Regions from separate parts of the Homo sapiens genome. Here region 2 is linked to region 1. A link is a loop called in an ENCODE intact Hi-C map of the cell type or tissue named here. Cell type or tissue: adrenal gland. All regions are shown on one strand. Links, peaks and the distances in the headings refer to the core of each region. The heading gives the core; the rest is flanking DNA.

Evidence for each region. Peaks named below come from ENCODE experiments on the same cell type or tissue, not always from the same donor. Only the 100,000 strongest peaks of a DNase experiment are listed, where the experiment ranks them.
Region 2: it touches region 1 in a loop (4-fold over the local background); 74 of 110 quality-filtered maps call a loop at or near these places.

The regions. Positions count from the first base shown.
Region 1 is chr9:22,453,075-22,461,422 of GRCh38, forward strand. It overlaps DMRTA1 (DMRT like family A1), which reads left to right. Exons shown (of 2, transcript NM_022160.3): 2 at 1-2,666. Among named protein-coding and RNA genes, the nearest start is that of DMRTA1, 10 kb to the left of the region's middle. In adrenal gland, for the core only: no CTCF peak of the experiment used is centred there; no DNase peak of the experiment used is centred there.
Region 2 is chr9:22,297,902-22,306,249 of GRCh38, forward strand. No RefSeq gene overlaps it. Among named protein-coding and RNA genes, the nearest start is that of DMRTA1, 140 kb to the right of the region's middle. In adrenal gland, for the core only: no CTCF peak of the experiment used is centred there; no DNase peak of the experiment used is centred there.

The sequences.
Region 1 (8,348 bases), core at 276-8,275:
GAAACTGCTTACAAAACAGTTTCTAGGACATTTTCTTTGTATGTCATCATTTTTCTTTTTTGAAGGACAGTAGCTTCATTGTTATTATTAGGAATAAATGGAAGCCCACTGGTGGTAAAAGATAGTTGATGAATTAGAGATTGTTTAAACTATTTAAGCAGCATGACTCACTAAAGATTTTTTAAATTATATGTATATACGTATGTGTGTATGCATCTATATGCACATATATAAGTCTATGTAGACATACATTAAACCCCTATAGGTTATATTATCATGGAGGCGTTTTTCATGAAGCCAGTAAGAATGTATTTCCAAGGAATATTTTGCCAGCAAATGTGATATTAAATTACTTCAGAGTATCTGATGCTGATTTAGGATGTAAATGTGTTTATTAGGTTATGCATTAATTTTAATGGTGTGAATATAAGAAAGCAGATCTTGAAAAATTTCGATGTACTCAATATTCATTTATTATAAAAAAGTTTTATATTCTAAGCCTAAACCGTAGTACAATGTCTAGCAAGTAGTTGAAATTCAATTCATATATACTGAGTAAGAAACTCTTATATATAATAGATCTCTTTGAGACTCTGATAAAACTGAAGAACTCTACAAAATGGCGTACAGACACACAGTTTTGCATACAATTTCACTGGGTTCTTGAATCTCCTAAATGGTATTCAGGTTAGATTCCTTGGTGATTCTTCAGTTGTTTCTATTGCATTAATCCACTTATTGAATGCTATTTTTCTGAAAAGTGCTAGATCCTGTAGAGGATACTGAATGTAAAATATTGTGCTCTAAAGGAAGTTACATTATACAATAGAGATATGGTTTAAAAAAAAATCCTAGAGTTACTGCATTATGTATGTGGTTTTATAATGATGTGCTTGTATCTGAGAAACTGAATTGCTTTTGACCTTGGGAGAACATCCATTTTGGGCAGTATTCGAATTTATAAAATAGTTTTATAATCATAAAACTTAATTTATATAATGCCTTACACATTCCATACTCTTTATAATAATTTAAGGACTTAATCTTATCAAATAGGTCATTTGTCTAACAACTCAGTAGTATATGAGGAAATTGGGGCTCAGCAGTAGGGTTTTTTCTCCCTAAGGTTAGTAATATGAGTCATCTGCAGTGGAATTACTGTGCTCACTTCAGCAATTTCAGACTCCAATGTCTGAGGAAGGATTCATGTCTGTTTTTTTCATTCATGGCCTTGAACAGTGTCTGATATAGGTTCTCAACCTATACACTAGATTTCCACTGACTGAAAAAAAATAAAAGCAAGTATTAGCTTAATAATTTCTTCATTCAACACCTATTTAATATTTTTAATAATCTATTTGTGCCATGCACTGTGTTAGACACAAGAGATAAAGAAATGATTAAGATACAAGACTTTGCCTCAAGTTGCTCACGGTCTATATTGTGTGTACAAAAACAACCAATCAACCAATGTTGGTATTATTTGACAGTGTTGGTACATCAATGAGTTCTTTGTAATCTTGATATTTATATCCATGGATGCTGCTTGAAGCCTGAACTCCTAAGCCACTAATTAGTGGTGGGAAGAAAGAGGGGGTAAATGCTTTAAGAGCTAGCATATAACAAAAATGAATTGGGTTTATTCTGTATCATATAGAGGGCCTAAGAGGCAAACATTTCATAGAGTATTCAGAAGAACATAAGGAATGACTTTTTTCACAGTTAACAGCTGTCCAAGAGTGTAGTGGCTGCCTCGTATGATAAAGCATCTGGAACTCATTGAAAAATGCATGTAGAAAATACCAATCAGAGCCTGATTGATGGGATTTTTAATTACTGCTTTAATATTGGGACTGAATCATTTTGTAGCTCATTAGAAACATGGAAAGTATTTGTTAAATAAATAAGTCATGGAATTTCAATTCTAAGGCCATGAAAATTAAAACACCCTACCATTATTTATCAATAAAACACAGTGCAGTTTTGCTCATCAGAATTTTGCCTATGTGATAGCCTCCTGAGAGTAGGCAGAAAAGAAAGACATAGAACGCAGTGCGTGACTTACAAGGGAATAAAACTGACAGAGGTTAGTGTAAGGTATATAGGCATGAGTGGGGCTTAAAGAGGATATGGGAGAACACTGAAGACAAATATTAGTACAATTCCTATAAGGTAAATACCAATATGTCTTTCTAGAAGAAGCAATTGTTTTGGAATTGAGGAAACCTAGAATGGATTTATCTATATGACTTGGACAGGTTACTTATACTCTTTGGACATTTATTTCTTCTCAGCAAAACAAGGGTAATAATATTTAACTTGCAAGATTCGTGGAGATAAAAGCTTAAATAAACGGCAGAGTACAGTAATGCTTATATACGGGATGCTAAATAAATAACTCTCACTGTTATTACTTTGTATTAAGATATTATCTTTGCCCCCTCGTGGCAGTCTCTCAACAAAGAGTACTGTAATTGCATTTAATCCACTTAGTGGATGTGGAGCCCAAAGGGCAGCCATCACTAGAGCAGCGTACAGGCTTAGTTCCAGACTTCGTGTTTGGTTGTTCATTTCATAGGCGAGCCACGTGTTTTGTAACATATTCTCGTATATGTTATTTGGATTATTTTCAGGGCTTTCTGAAGAAAATAAACATCGAAATCATAGTTTGTGTTTATGCTACATTTATTGGGGTTGTCAGGAAAACAGAGTCCATGTAATATGTGGAAATAAGGGAGTTATAGAAATTTAACCTAACATAAACAAAGGAGGAGCTTGAAAATGAATGTCTGGAAGAGGGAAATTGGCAGATAAGAGAAAGATTCACTCATCTACTTGAAGCACTGGTGTGGGCTGACAAGTGGGAACTGAAGCTCTGTGAAGTCCAGCATGTCCAATCACTCAAATGGTTCCCAGCCAGGGGTTCTGAAGGGGGGCTATGGGAAACCAGTGCCTCTGTGTAGGTTCTAGCTCTGTTGGTCTGTGAGCAAACACCTGGTGGTGAACCTGTGCCACCATGGGTCAGTGAGGTCAGAAGGCAGGAAGACAAGCTAGATGTGGAGTAAGGAAAAGTGAAGACAGCCTGGAAATCACTGGGTATCTAACCTTAATGACTTGTGTTTCACTTCTACCTTAACAATCTCACCATAATTCCTTTTTCTGGGCCAATCTCACTTTGAACAATACAGGAAAGGGAATTCTGAGAAATGTAATTTGCAGTCAGCCAAACTGATAGTGTAGTCTAGTACAGTGTACTCCTTGTCAACACGGCTTTCAGAGCAAAAACAAAATCATTCTTTTACCTGCAGTTGATATAACCATATTTCGTACAACAAAAACACACTAGCCCACTCCCCAAAAGGGAACACACAAAGTGACTTACCTATCTGTGGGTTATGCTCATTTCTGTTGTACTCAGTCAAACCCTCCTTTGAATATCCTATAGCTTTAATCCTGAGATATAGGTAACTACTATTAATAAATCTTTTGTTAGACTAGGAGAAAGGGGAAACACACACACACACAAATACACTTACTTTGAAGCAATAAATACATTGATAAATATTTTTTATCTACTAGAGCCCTCATGTTCAGTCATGGGATCATAACTGGTCATAAGACCACAGATGTTATTTATAACTGCCTTCTTCCACTAGGCAATTCATATTTTCTCTGCTCCCTGAAAGTGTCTCAGTTAATTGTGGTTCCTTACTTGATAGAGTGACCCAAATCCTGGTTCGTGAAGCATCTCTACCATTATAGCCCTGCCTCTATTAGGTTGTTGTAGCTTTTCATGAACTTTTACCACAAAATATTGAAAGTCTAAGTGATGCTCTGGAGGATCTTCTGAATACTGGGAATGCTACCCCTGCCTCTTTCCTGTTGTTTCAGTGTCTGAGGTGCCCCAAATAGCCAGTGGTAGTTGCGAATTCCAGTACAATGTTGTATTCTGTCATGAATTTCTTCTTTGGGAAGTAAGTTCTCTGAACCTGAAAGGTCAAAATTTGTAGAGAATCTGAACAAAAATATTACCAGTGGATCATTAGGATTAATGTGAAAGGAGTCATTCTCATATCTACCCTATGATTCCCAGACTCATGAATCCTGGGTATAGGAGAAACATCGCTACATATTTATAGGTGATTCAAAGCATATCTTACATCCAGGAAGACATTATTGCAGCCCCATAAAGTGCTTTCACCAGCTGGTGCCATAACTGAGTCTTCCAAAGACCATTCCATAATTTTATTAGACCAGCTGTTTCAGGATGAAGGGAACAGGAGGATACCAGTAAATTGCATGAGCATGAGCCCAACATTGCACTTCATTTGCTATAAAATGAGTTTCTTTGTCAGAAGTAATGTCATATGGAATACTATAAAGGTGAATAAGGCATTGTGTAAACCCACAGCTGGTGGTTTTAGCAGAAACATCAGGAGTGGGAAAGGCAAAACCATATCTAACATAAGTGTTTTTTGTTGTTGTTGTTTTTCCTCAGTGAGAACAAAGAGGTACTCCTTCAATGATGGAAGTGATCCAATGTAATCAACCTGCCACCAGGTGGCTGGCTGGTTCCTCCAGGGAATGGTGCTATTTCAGGGACTCAGTGTAGATCTTTGCTCTTGGCAGTTTGGGTAGTCAGCAGTGGCTCTATCCAAACTGGCCTTAATGAATGGAAGTCCATGTTGCTGAGACCACGCATAGACTCCATCTCTGCTTCCATGATCATTCTCTTCATGAGCCAACTGGGCAATTATGGGAATAAAAGAATGGGTAATCTTGTGCATGAGATTTTTAAGATATTCCTCTTGGGAAGCTGCTCTTATTTGAGCATTTATGTAAGACAAAAATATCTTCATATTTTGTGCCCATTTAGAGAAGTCTTTCTGTATACTTTTTCTCTAGACCTTGTTACTGATTTTCCAATCTTGTTTCTTCTAACTTGCTTACCATCCAGCCAAACTGTTAGTCACTGCTCATGACTGATTCCAGATATGTACCTCTATCCATATCTCCTGCCAGGCAAAATGAACAATCAGGTGTATAGCTTGAAGTTCTTCCCGTTGGAAAAATTTTCTTCACCACTATACTTCAAGGCCACACCTGTAGTGCCTCATCGTCCAATTCAGATAGTGCCAGAATAGGGCAGAACCAACTGTGAACAAGGATAAAATTGTTCTTCCTCATTCTGCTGTAATAGACAGCTCCACATAAGAGAGAGGAGGTGGTGTGGCAGGAATAGAAGCCATGGGAATTTAAGCCACTTTCTATGCAACTTATTTATGACTTACTTCAACATCTTTGGAGGAAAATTCATCTATTGTTTCCACTTGATGAAGTACTGCTACGTAACACTTGGCGAGTCAGACAACACCTTGTTAATATGAATACTTATGGTCACCTGCTTATTTGATGGCCAATACTAAGTGTCAGGACTCTGGTGGGAACCTGTAACAAGAAGGAAGCAGTTTCTCAAAAGGACAATAATTCCCTGTGAGAAAACAAAACTTTTCTCTGAAGTCTGAGAGGGGTATACTGTGAATCACCTATAAGGATCTGCTGAAGGTTTCCCTTAGGATCTCTAGCTGCCATAAGACACCTCAAGCCCCATTGGATTTGCTGGGTTATATGGCCCACATGGCAGGAGAGGTTGAATGACAGTTTGGCTCTGTTGCAGAACCACCTTGTAATCTGGGCCTGACTCAAAACTGAGAGCTTATTGGATTATTTGGTAAATGGTTTAAAGTAAGATGCCCAAATCAGGTATCTATTGGAACCAAAATACAGAGCTCCACCTCTTAGAGATAGCAGGTGTCAGATACACAAACATGTTTTCCATCTGATAAGAGATGTTTCAATATGCACCAGGCCCTAATTCCTACAAATTCCACAGATATTACATGCTCGTGAATGTTTATAGGGTTTATTCTTCAAGCCTCTGGCATGCATATCTCTGGACAAGATATCTAGAGTATTTTCTACCTTCTGCTTATTGGGTTCAATCAGAATGATATCTATATAGTAGGCTTGCTTGATGTCCCGTAGAATGGAGAAGCAAACAAGTTCTTGGTGGCCTATCTATGTAGTAGACTTGCTTGATGTCCCATAGAGTGGAGAAGCAAACAACTTCCTGGTGGACTACACTGTAGCAGAGAGCTGGAGAGTTGAAATAGTCTTAAGGAATGCTACGTGCATTACTGCTTCTAGTGGTTCTTACTAACAAGTATAGAGAAAAAGTATTTATGACATCAGCAGCCTAAAACTACAAAAAAGAGGCTGTGTTGGTTTGTTCCAATAAAGCAACTACATCTGGAAATACAACTGCAGTTATAATCATTACCTAATTAAGTTTATGTCATTCCACAAGATCCATCTGCCTTAGCCACAGGCCAAATAGGTGATTTGAATGGGAATGTGTTAGGACCCCTTCCATCCTTGACTGTGGCACAAACTTTGGTGGTCCCTCTAGGAATGTGTTATTGCTTTTGTTTCACTGCTTTGGGAGGGAGAAAAGTTCTTAAGACTCTATTTGACATTTCCAATTGTAATAGTCCTCAGTCCCTGTGTCAGAGATCCAATGTGGAAATTCTGCCAGTTTTTGAATATGTATCTTCCAAAGATGCTTTCCAGAAATGAGGAAATAAATGTAGAATAGATTTGGGAGCCCATTAGACTCACTGTGAGATGGACTTGAACCAAACTGTCATTGATGATTAGACCTTACTCACCTCTTTAAGACCTACCCAGCCTGGTGGACCACAGTGGCAGTTTAGGTTTCTAGAGAGTAGTTATTGTTCGGTAAATTCTAAAAAGTAGGGTTATTTTTATTTTCTTAATGTATAGTCTCTTGGTAAATTGGTTTAGGTCCTTTCGGAGAAAGCTAGGAGAAATATTTACTATGTAAATTACTGAAAGTGTAGCAGAGTCTCTACTTACAAGTACCCATCTTCACTTTCTGCAAGAGGCTCTGGGTCTATAAACAGGTTCAACTCTAGAAGTATGTTGAGGGGTCATTACTTTCCTTATGATAATTTGAGGCAGACTTAGCTTTATCAGACCTAGTGCTTTTCCACCTATACAAATCAAGTGTGACTTTATTAACCTGCCCACCTATTTCATTTGTAGAAACACAATTATTGATTAGTCAATGCAAAACATCTCTGTAGGTCATATCATTCTGGTAATTGCTTCAGCACAATTTTTTAAAACATAGAATTCATGTCCATCTTGTATCTGTAATATAAGTGCCACTTCTTGGATTTCACAACTCCTGGGTCACATCATCCCTTGTGAATTCAGGGAGGGTATTTTCCTGGCCACAAGTCTCACAGATATCCCTGGCATACAGGGAAAAGCCACAACAGAGGACTTTGATGATGATGGTGCTTTCTTTACCAAGGGGGTACCATCTTCGAGGGTCTCCTAGGGAATATAATTTAGAGGTGCATAAGCAGTTAACATGTAATAAATCCACTCCGACTTTTAATCTCCAAAACCCAGTGCACATGATCTTGCCAGAGTGGCTTAATGGAAAGGGCACTATGGAGGTGTCTATAGAAAGCAGTTTTCTCTATGTAGCTACTACATCCGTGAGTCCTCAGCCAAACACCTGCTGGTGGGAATTGGGCTGCTCTTGGTCGACAAGATCAGCAATTAGGAATATACGCTAATTTTCTAGTGGAAGAGAGAAAGGACAAGTTAAGACCTGCTGGGTACCGCTGAATCTTTCTCACTGTAATGACTTCTGCTTCCTTTCTGCTTTGTAAATCTTGTAGAGTTCCTCTTTGGGCCAACTCAAACTTTGAAACATATAGGGAAGGAAATTCCGGGAAATTTAGTTTCCAGTCTTAGCCAAGTTGACAGAACAAAATCAAGCATATAAAATATTATAAATTTCATAGTTTTTCAATTGTATAGCTTTATGAAGCAGTATTTTTTCTTACTCCGAATCAAAGCATGGGCACATATTAAATACAGGGAATCAATAATAGTAAATGCCTAATGTCTTTAGGCTGACCTACTGTTGATTTCACTAGCTTTAAAAATTTATTTTAAGATAATTTTAAAATTACTTGTCATTGTAAGAAACAGTACAGAAACATCCCATATACCTTTTACCCACTTTTCTCCAAGAGTAACATCTTGAATAATTTTAGTGCAATGTCACAACTAGGAAATTGACATAATCCACAGAATATGCATGAATTTCATTCAAGACAACATACAAAGTCGAGATTTTTGACATAGGAAAACGTCATTTTAAAAGATCATTCTCACTGTGTGGTGGAGAACAAAGGAGCAAAGAAGGGAGCAAAAACATACATTTGGAGGTTGTTGTGTAAACCAGA
Region 2 (8,348 bases), core at 119-8,118, 160 kb before region 1:
TCTGTGTTATCTTGAATTTCTTTGAGTTTCCTCAATACAGCTGTTTGAATTCTCCTTCTGAAAGGTCACTTATCTCTGTTTCTCTAGGATTGATCTCTGGTGCCTTATTTAGTTCATTTGGTGAGGTCATGTTTTGCTGGATGGTGTTGATGCTAGTCAATGTTCTTGGGTGTCTGGGCATTGAAAAGTTAGGTACTTATTGTAGTCTTCACTGTCTGAGCTTATATGTAGCCATCCTTCTTGGGAGGCTTTCCAGATATTTGAAAGGACTTGGGTGTTGTGATCTAAGGCTGTATATGCTTTAGGAGGCACCTCAAGCCCAGTAACACTGTAGTTCTTGCAGACTCACAGAGGTATCACCTTGATGGTCTTGGACAACATCCAGGAGAATTCTCTGGATTACCAGGCAGATATTCTTGTTCTCTTCCCTTACTTTCCCCTAAACGTACTGAGACTCTCTCTCTGTTTTGAGACACCTGGAGCAGAGGTGGAGTGATACAAGCGCTCCTGTAACCACCACCATTATGAATGCAGTGGGTCAGACCTGAAGCCAGCACAGTACTGGGTCTCACCCAAGGCCTGCTGTAACCACTCCCTGGCTACTGCCTGTGTTCGCTCAAGGCCCCAGGGCTCTATAATCAGGCAGTGGCTAAGCCAGCCAGGCCCGTGTCCTTCTTTACAGGTCAGTGAGTTCCCCCAGGCCCCGGGTGGGTACTGCAGTGTCATCTGGGAGTCAGAGACTAGAGTCATAAACCTTAGAAGTCTACCTGGCATTCCTTTTATTGCAGCTGAGTTGGTACTCAAACTATAAGATGCAGTTCTTCCCACTCTTCCCTTGCCTTTCCAAAGGCAGAAAGGCCTCACCTCGTAGCCACCAACACCCCTGGCCATGTGGGATAATGATAGACTACCACCAGTGTTCCCTTAATGCCCAAGGTCTCTTAAGTCAGCTTGTGTTGAAAGCTGCCTGGCCTAGTACTTACCCTTCACGGCAGTGGCTTTTCTCTGGCCCAGGGCAGGTCCAGAAATACCATCAAATAATGAAGTCCTGGAATTGGGTACCCTAAGAGTCCACTTGGTGCTCTACCCCCCTTGTGGCCATGTTAGTACCTAAGGTGCAAGACAGAGTCCCCTTTACTTTTCCCTCTGGTTTTCTCAAGCAGAAGGAAAGGAATTTTTCCCTTTAGCCACCACAGCTGGTAATGTGCTGAGTCTCATCTGAAACCAGTAAGTCTCAGAGGCTCACTAAGGCCTTCGATGTCATACTTGGGTATTGCTGCTTGTTATTCAGGTCCCAAGGGCTCTTTAGTTAGCAGGTGATTAATACTTCCAGAACTGGGTCATTTCCTTTAAGACAGCCAGTTCCCTCCTGGCCCAAGGTGTGTGTAGAAATGTTGTCTGAGAGCTTGGGTCTGGAACAGAGACCCCATGACTCTGACTAGTGTCCTATCCTGCTGTGTCTGAGCTGGCATCCCAGATGGAAGACAAAGTTCTCCCCTTTGTTTCCTCTCCTCTCCTCAAGCAGAAGAAAGGGGTCTCTTTTGGACCCATAGGCTGTTCAGTCTGGGAATGGGAAGGGGGTGATGCCAGAACTCTCTTGGCTGTCCCAGTTGGTGTCTCAGTATGTCACATGTCCCCTCAGTTCATTGTCTCTGGGCCCGGTTCAGCCCTAGGATCCACCTAGAAGTTGCAGTCCTTATGGCCTAGACTGCCTTTTAAGTTTACTTAGAGACAAAAGGCTTTTTGCCCCTTGGTGGGGAGGTTTGTGGGCACTCAAGTTTGGGCTGCTGGGATTAGCAATTCCCCTCTGGCAAGGGATGGATTAAAGGCACCATCTGTGTGTGGGCATCTGCTAAGTTTGATTTGCTTTTCCTTTCTGTTCTAACAGGAGAGAACTGAGTTCAGTGCCTCACAATTTCTGAGTTCTCCCTCTTCCAGTGCCCAGAGATGCTCTCTGAACCATGCTGTTTCTGTCTGTGGTGGGAGACAGATGGCATCCACAATTCAGTACTGTTTTTTCTGTCTCTTCAGTGCTTCTTTCTGAGATGTGAAGTTAAAATTAGGTACTGTGAGTGCTCACCTGGTTTTTGGTCCTTATGAAGGTGCTCTTTCTGTGTAGATAGTAGTTAAATCGATATCCTTGTTTGGGGGAACCATTGGTGTAGCTTTCTATTCTTCCATCTTGTTCCACCTCCTAGTTTAGATTTCTAACAAGTTCTTACATCAGGTTGATGCTGATGGTCTGAATTCACACTTTTTGAGACTCCGTGGTGTAATGAATTTCACCCATCCCTCATGATTCAACTGATCTATCGTCTTCTTCAGAAAGGCTTTCTATCCATTCATACTCCCCTCGTCCTTTCCTTGGGTGAGTACCTTTTTTATTTCACTTAATAACTCATGCACTTATCATTCCACATTGGAGAGTCTGCTCCAGGTGTTAGGTGTTAGGAAGGTGGTAGCTAGAGGTATATGAGTATCCATCAGTAGAGTGAAAAAAATACATGCTTAGACTCCTAAGGAAAATCTTTGAATACATTTCCCATAAAAATAAATTCTGTCCTATTACCTTGTAAATCTTGAGGACAGCACCCTGTCTTATTCATCTTAGTACTCCTGGCTCTTAGAACTTCACCTGGTGCATTGTAGGAGTCAGATAAATGTTTGTTGACTTAAACAATATCAACCTTATTTTGGATTGGTTTTATGGGAAAGTATGTTTAACTCACATAAGTTAAATACTTACCTAAGTTAAAATATGTTTAACTTATGGGAAAATATGACAACATACAAATAAACTTTGTGGGAGCATAATTTATTTTTTAGTCGAGGGTTGCTTTCTCTAGCACACTATGTTTGTCTCTAAATGTATGTAGGAAGGCATTTACCTGACTTTTCATACAGACACACAAATGAGTCATTTCAAAAATAAGCACCATTTCTGGTCCCACACTTACTTAATTTATGAACCTATAATTTGCTTTTGGAAAAACCATCTCATAAAATGATGTTGACTTGAGGTTTCAGAAAACTGGCACAGAGCTAGGAAAAAAATGTAAACGTTGTGGCAACACAGCAAAGAAAAAAATTTAAGCAGCATTTGTTGTTAGTAGCTGTTAAATGTAAGCATTCACTGTAGCAGACAGACTTCCCTTAGAAAACACAGGCAATGACAGAGGATAACAAATAGATGTTGTTGCCAGTGAAAGTATGAGTGTTTCTCCAGAAGAAACATGAAAATTGGGGGAAAAATTAGCAAAAGGCCAGCTTGGAAGATTGGTTAAGGAGTATATAATGTAATCGCTGTTCAGGTATATATTCATCAAAGCTGTTGACATAGTTCTCTTATTAGCTAATATTTAAAATTTTGTTTTAAGGAAATGGTACATCTGTAAAGTACCAGAGGCAAGAGGGTCTGGAGTAGTTGCCATTAAACCTCTTTGCTAATTGGACACGCTAGCCACTGCTACATTAGTCTACAGGCTTACCTGACAGGCTAAACAAACCGAGTTAACTGAACATCTGAAATTAATGTGTTTACTTTAAGGAACACGAAGTCTGATTCAATTAGCCTCCAAAGTCATGGAGCCTACAGAATTTAATGTTGGAGGTTTTCTTTTCTTTTTTGTTTTAATGTGTACTCCACTGTTTACAGAACCCAGATTAATGAGGGGATGTATTTTTTTTTTTTGTCTTAGAGGCTGAAAACTTAAAAAATTGGATGAAAATTATGAAGATAGTCTGACATGATATATTAAGAGCTCTGAATGATGCCTAGGGATGTAGAAGAGGAGAAAAACACTTGAGTAAGTAAACAGAGTTTATGAGACTTGTTTATGCCAGGAAAGCAAGATGAATATTTCTGACTAAAAGTTAATTAACTATTTTGCCTCAGCAAGCCAATTTGTCGTCTTAAACTTTGATTCATTAACTACAAGCTGAGACGATTGCTTGTTCCTTAGTGTACTTGTAGACTGAGTTTGTGTTAAATGGTGCTGTGAGATATTGGCTGTTCTTCCCAATTGAAACTAACCAAAAAGGCTATTATAAAGAAAGTAAGACTTTTTAAGTGGCAGTAAGTAGATGGGTATTCTTTCAGAGCAAAGCCTAAGAACTATATGGCTTAATTGCAAAGCTAATCAGCCCTTGTTAAATAAAACAAGAGTAAATCCAGGATTTTTGAGTCTGCACATTTAATGGGACATGAAAGTTGACGATTTAGCAATTCTGAAGTTTTAAGACTTGTGAACTTACGAGTTGTTCCCCTTCAGGGTTTTTCACTTGGAGGCTCTAACCCTTTTTTTTTTTTTTTAATATGTTGTGCTGAGAAAAATGAATCTCCATTTGTCAAGATACTGGCTTTGTCTCTTATCATTGCATGTTTTGTGAAAGCCCATTTGTTGGATAAGGAACTTCTTTGAACTCGTAAATGGGCAAGTGAAAAGCAAGAAGTTTAGGGAAAAAGAGTACCAACTATACTCCTAGTATATTTATCTTTAAGATTTTAATAACAGCTAAAGAAGATATGTGAAGAGTCGGAATATATGCTTCTTTTCAAAAAGTCACCTCATACACAACTAAATCAATATCATAGGGCATATTTGTGAAAATTCATGTAACTTAGGTAAGTTGTGTCTGTAAACTTTGATACAAATGGAAAAGAGGAAACACTATTCTTCACAAGGAGTGATTGCTTTTTACTTACACCACACAACATAAAACCTTCTGTCTTGCACTGGCTCTCTGATCCTAGCGTGGAAGACAAAGAGCGCTGTCCCTCTATGAGAATTCTTCTTATTAGTGCAGATACTGGAGCCCCTTCAATATGAACTAGACCATGAGTTCCATGAGAGTAGGATGTGTGTTCATAGCTGTACCTAGTACCTAGAACAATGCTCATTGAATGAATAAGGCAATGACTGAACAAATGATGAATGTACCAAGACATTTTGATAGCTACTGAGAAGGTTATAGTCTTGTTTGGTGAAATGAATAATGAATTAAACCCGAGTTTTCCGCAAAAGTTTGGACTAAGCAGAAAGTTTATGGTGAATGAGTTACAATCTTTGCTCTTCTACTTATTATGTAACTTTGGGTAATCTATTTAGTAAAAGGTGAAAGATTTATACGATCTGAAGAGAAACCAGAGCATGGGTAATCTATTTAATCTCTCTAATCTCAATTTTCTTATTCATAAATTAGGGTTAATAATGATAATACCTTTCTCATAGGCTTACTGTGAGGAATGAAAAAGATAATGTTTGTAAAGTGCTTAGCAGAGTGCCTGCTACTTGGCTGTAAGAATTTATGAAGCTGCTGTCTGCTATGAGGTGATTAATCCTAAAATGAAATTTTGTCTCAAAAGAGAGTCAGAAAATACCAGCATCTACAGTTGAGGCTTTAGAAAGGCAGAAAAATTTAACTAGTAGAAATTTATAAAATAACTTTTGCATTTTCAAAGATTTTAGCCTGTGATATGTACTGATAATGAGTTACCTTCATGCCTGCTGTCTTTACTAAAGAAAAAAACACAAAATTTGACCAAGTTGGATATGCCTCATAATATATATAGGTACATATATGACATTATAAAAAATAGCAAGAACATCAACAAAAATGAATACAGCCATTATATGGATTAAATGTCCAAAAGTTATAAAATGATCAGAAGTGTAATCACAATGGTGAAATAGAGTTTTATTTAAGAGAATCCTGAGATGTTTTAGAATAGCATGTATGTGTGTGACAGGGTGTGGGGGAGGCACTGAGACTTTGGAGGATGAGTGGCTAAAGACTTTTTTGGGCATACTGAAAAAAATGGAAAAAAATGGAGCTTTGACCCTGATTAATATAGTACGATAGGAATGCTCTTTACCACTTATAAATCAACAGCGAATGATGGATGCAACCTTATATCGAATTTGCTTTGAATCCTTGTAACATAGCAGCAGGCTTGCTATCTTTGGTCTGTAAGTTGTACCTATATGTTCTTCTCTATGGAGGGAGAAAGAGGAGATTGTGCTTTATTTCTTCCCGCTGGGTTGTCTCCATGGGTGGATTCCCCAGCCACTACATCATCCACATTAAAGGGTCGTGATAGACTACTATTGCTGGGGGTAGTTGTGGAGGTTGTTTACTGCAATGTACTCATCTCAACCAAAAGAAAACATGCATGCACGTACACACACACACACACACACACACACACACACACTGCTGAAAAAGGTTTAATCAACAATTTTCTAAAAAATGGTGGTAAGAAACACATGACCTAAAATTTACCATCTTAACCATTTTAAGTGTGCAGCTCAGTGGTGTTAAGTATTTTCGCATTGTTTCGCAACAGATCTCCAGCACTTTTTATCTTGTAAAACGGCAACTCTGTATCCATTGAACAACTCCCCATTTCCCCCTCCCCTCCAGTTCCTGGAAACTACCATTCTACTTTTTGTTTCTATGAATTGGATTCCTTTAAATACTTCATATAAATGGAATCATACAGTATTTGTCTTCTATGACTGGCCTATTTCATTTAGCCTAACGTCCTCAAGGTTCACCAGTGTTGTAGTATGTAACAGGATTTCCTTCTTTTTTAAGGCCAATAATATTCCATTGTATATATATACCACATTTTCTTTATCCATTTATTTGTTGATGGACATTGGGTTGCATCAATTGGCTACTGTATGAAATGCTGCAATGAATGTGGGTGTGCACATGTCTTTGAGATCATGTCTAAGCGGCTCTTTATTCAATATTCCCGGTGAATAAATTCAAACCAGAATGGAATGGGGAAATATCATGAAAAAGTCATCAATGTTTGTTTTAGTCTAGTGAATTCCTTTCTATTCACTACCAAAGAGTGTGGGACCTCACTGCCAAAATCTCTGTGTGATCCCTAAATAAATGTTTATTATGCAGAAATGCCTTTTCTTTGTTTCTCATACCACCTAAACCCATTTTCCTGTATCTCAGCTCTTATTATTTTGGTACTTCTAAAGTTCCTGCTTTATGTCCCCCCTTTTCCTGGGGTTTGATCTTTCCTCTTGTATTAGGCAAGTTCATGGCATTCTCTTATATTTTTGAGATTTTCAATATTCCCGTGAGTGCTCTAATACTCTACATGTGTCACTCCTGTACATGTTTATGCTCTTTTGAGTCATAGTTGTAGAGATAAGAAAGAAGAAAGTAGTTGGGGTTGAGGAGTAATCTTTACTCTGGTTGCAGTAAGCTCTTTCGTCTTCAGTGTGTCTAAATAGATAAGTAATGAGCGAATGATTGACTAAATGACATAGTGTCTTCCTGGGTTTCTGTTAATCTGACTTTTAAATTGGATGGCTAATATTAGAAAAGTATGGGAAAAAGTTGTTTATCAAAAGAGACACGTAATTCAAGAGTTGGTACCCATATCCTTGTCTTGATTTCATACAAGACAAAAAGGTTGAAGCAGCAATGTAAGTTTGACTATGTAGAGTCAGGATTAGGAGTTTCTTCTGTACCAATGAGGAGGTGGCAGGGCCAGTGACTAAGGCAATGGAAGTCAGCTTGGCAGGGAAGCTCAGAGAGGCACTATAAGTCACTATTAAGTGCCACAGTGTATGACAAAAGGCAACCAAGAAAGAACAAAGAATAGGAGACCAGGACAAATAGATATGTACCAAGAGAGGTCAAAAAGCAGGTAAGATGTTTGGATATCAGGACTGAGACACAAGCAGCAAAAACTGAGTCATGTGTAGAATTCATGGATTAATAATATTAATATTACTATTAAGAATTACAAGCCGGGCACGGTGGCTCATGCCTGTAATCCCAGCACTTTGGGAGGCCAAGGCAGGCAGATCACTTGAGGTCAGTAGTTCAAGACCAGCCTGGCCAACATGGTGAAAACCCATCTCTACCAAAACTACGAAAATTAGCCAGGTGTGGTGGTGGGTGCCTGTAATTTCAGCTACTCAGGAGGCTGAGGCAGGAGAATTCCTTGAATCCGGGAGACAGAGGTAGCAGTGAGCCCAGATCGTACCACTGCACTCCAGCCTGGGCAACAAGAGCGAGACTCCATCTCAAAAAAAAAAACAAAACAAAATAGAAAAGAAAAGATTTCTTAATTTGTACTGGATACTGTTAAGTACTTTCCATACATTGGGTCATTCAATCCTTACTATAACCCTATGAGGTAAGTCCTACATTTACCTTAATTTTACAAACAAGGAAACAAAGTCTCAGAGAGGTCAAATAACCTATGCAAGGACACATTCAGCAATTGAAAGAGTTGGTTTTCAGATTCAATAATGGCTTCTGGTTGTAGGAATATATAAATTGGACTGGGGGAGTCAGGGGATAAGTAAAAT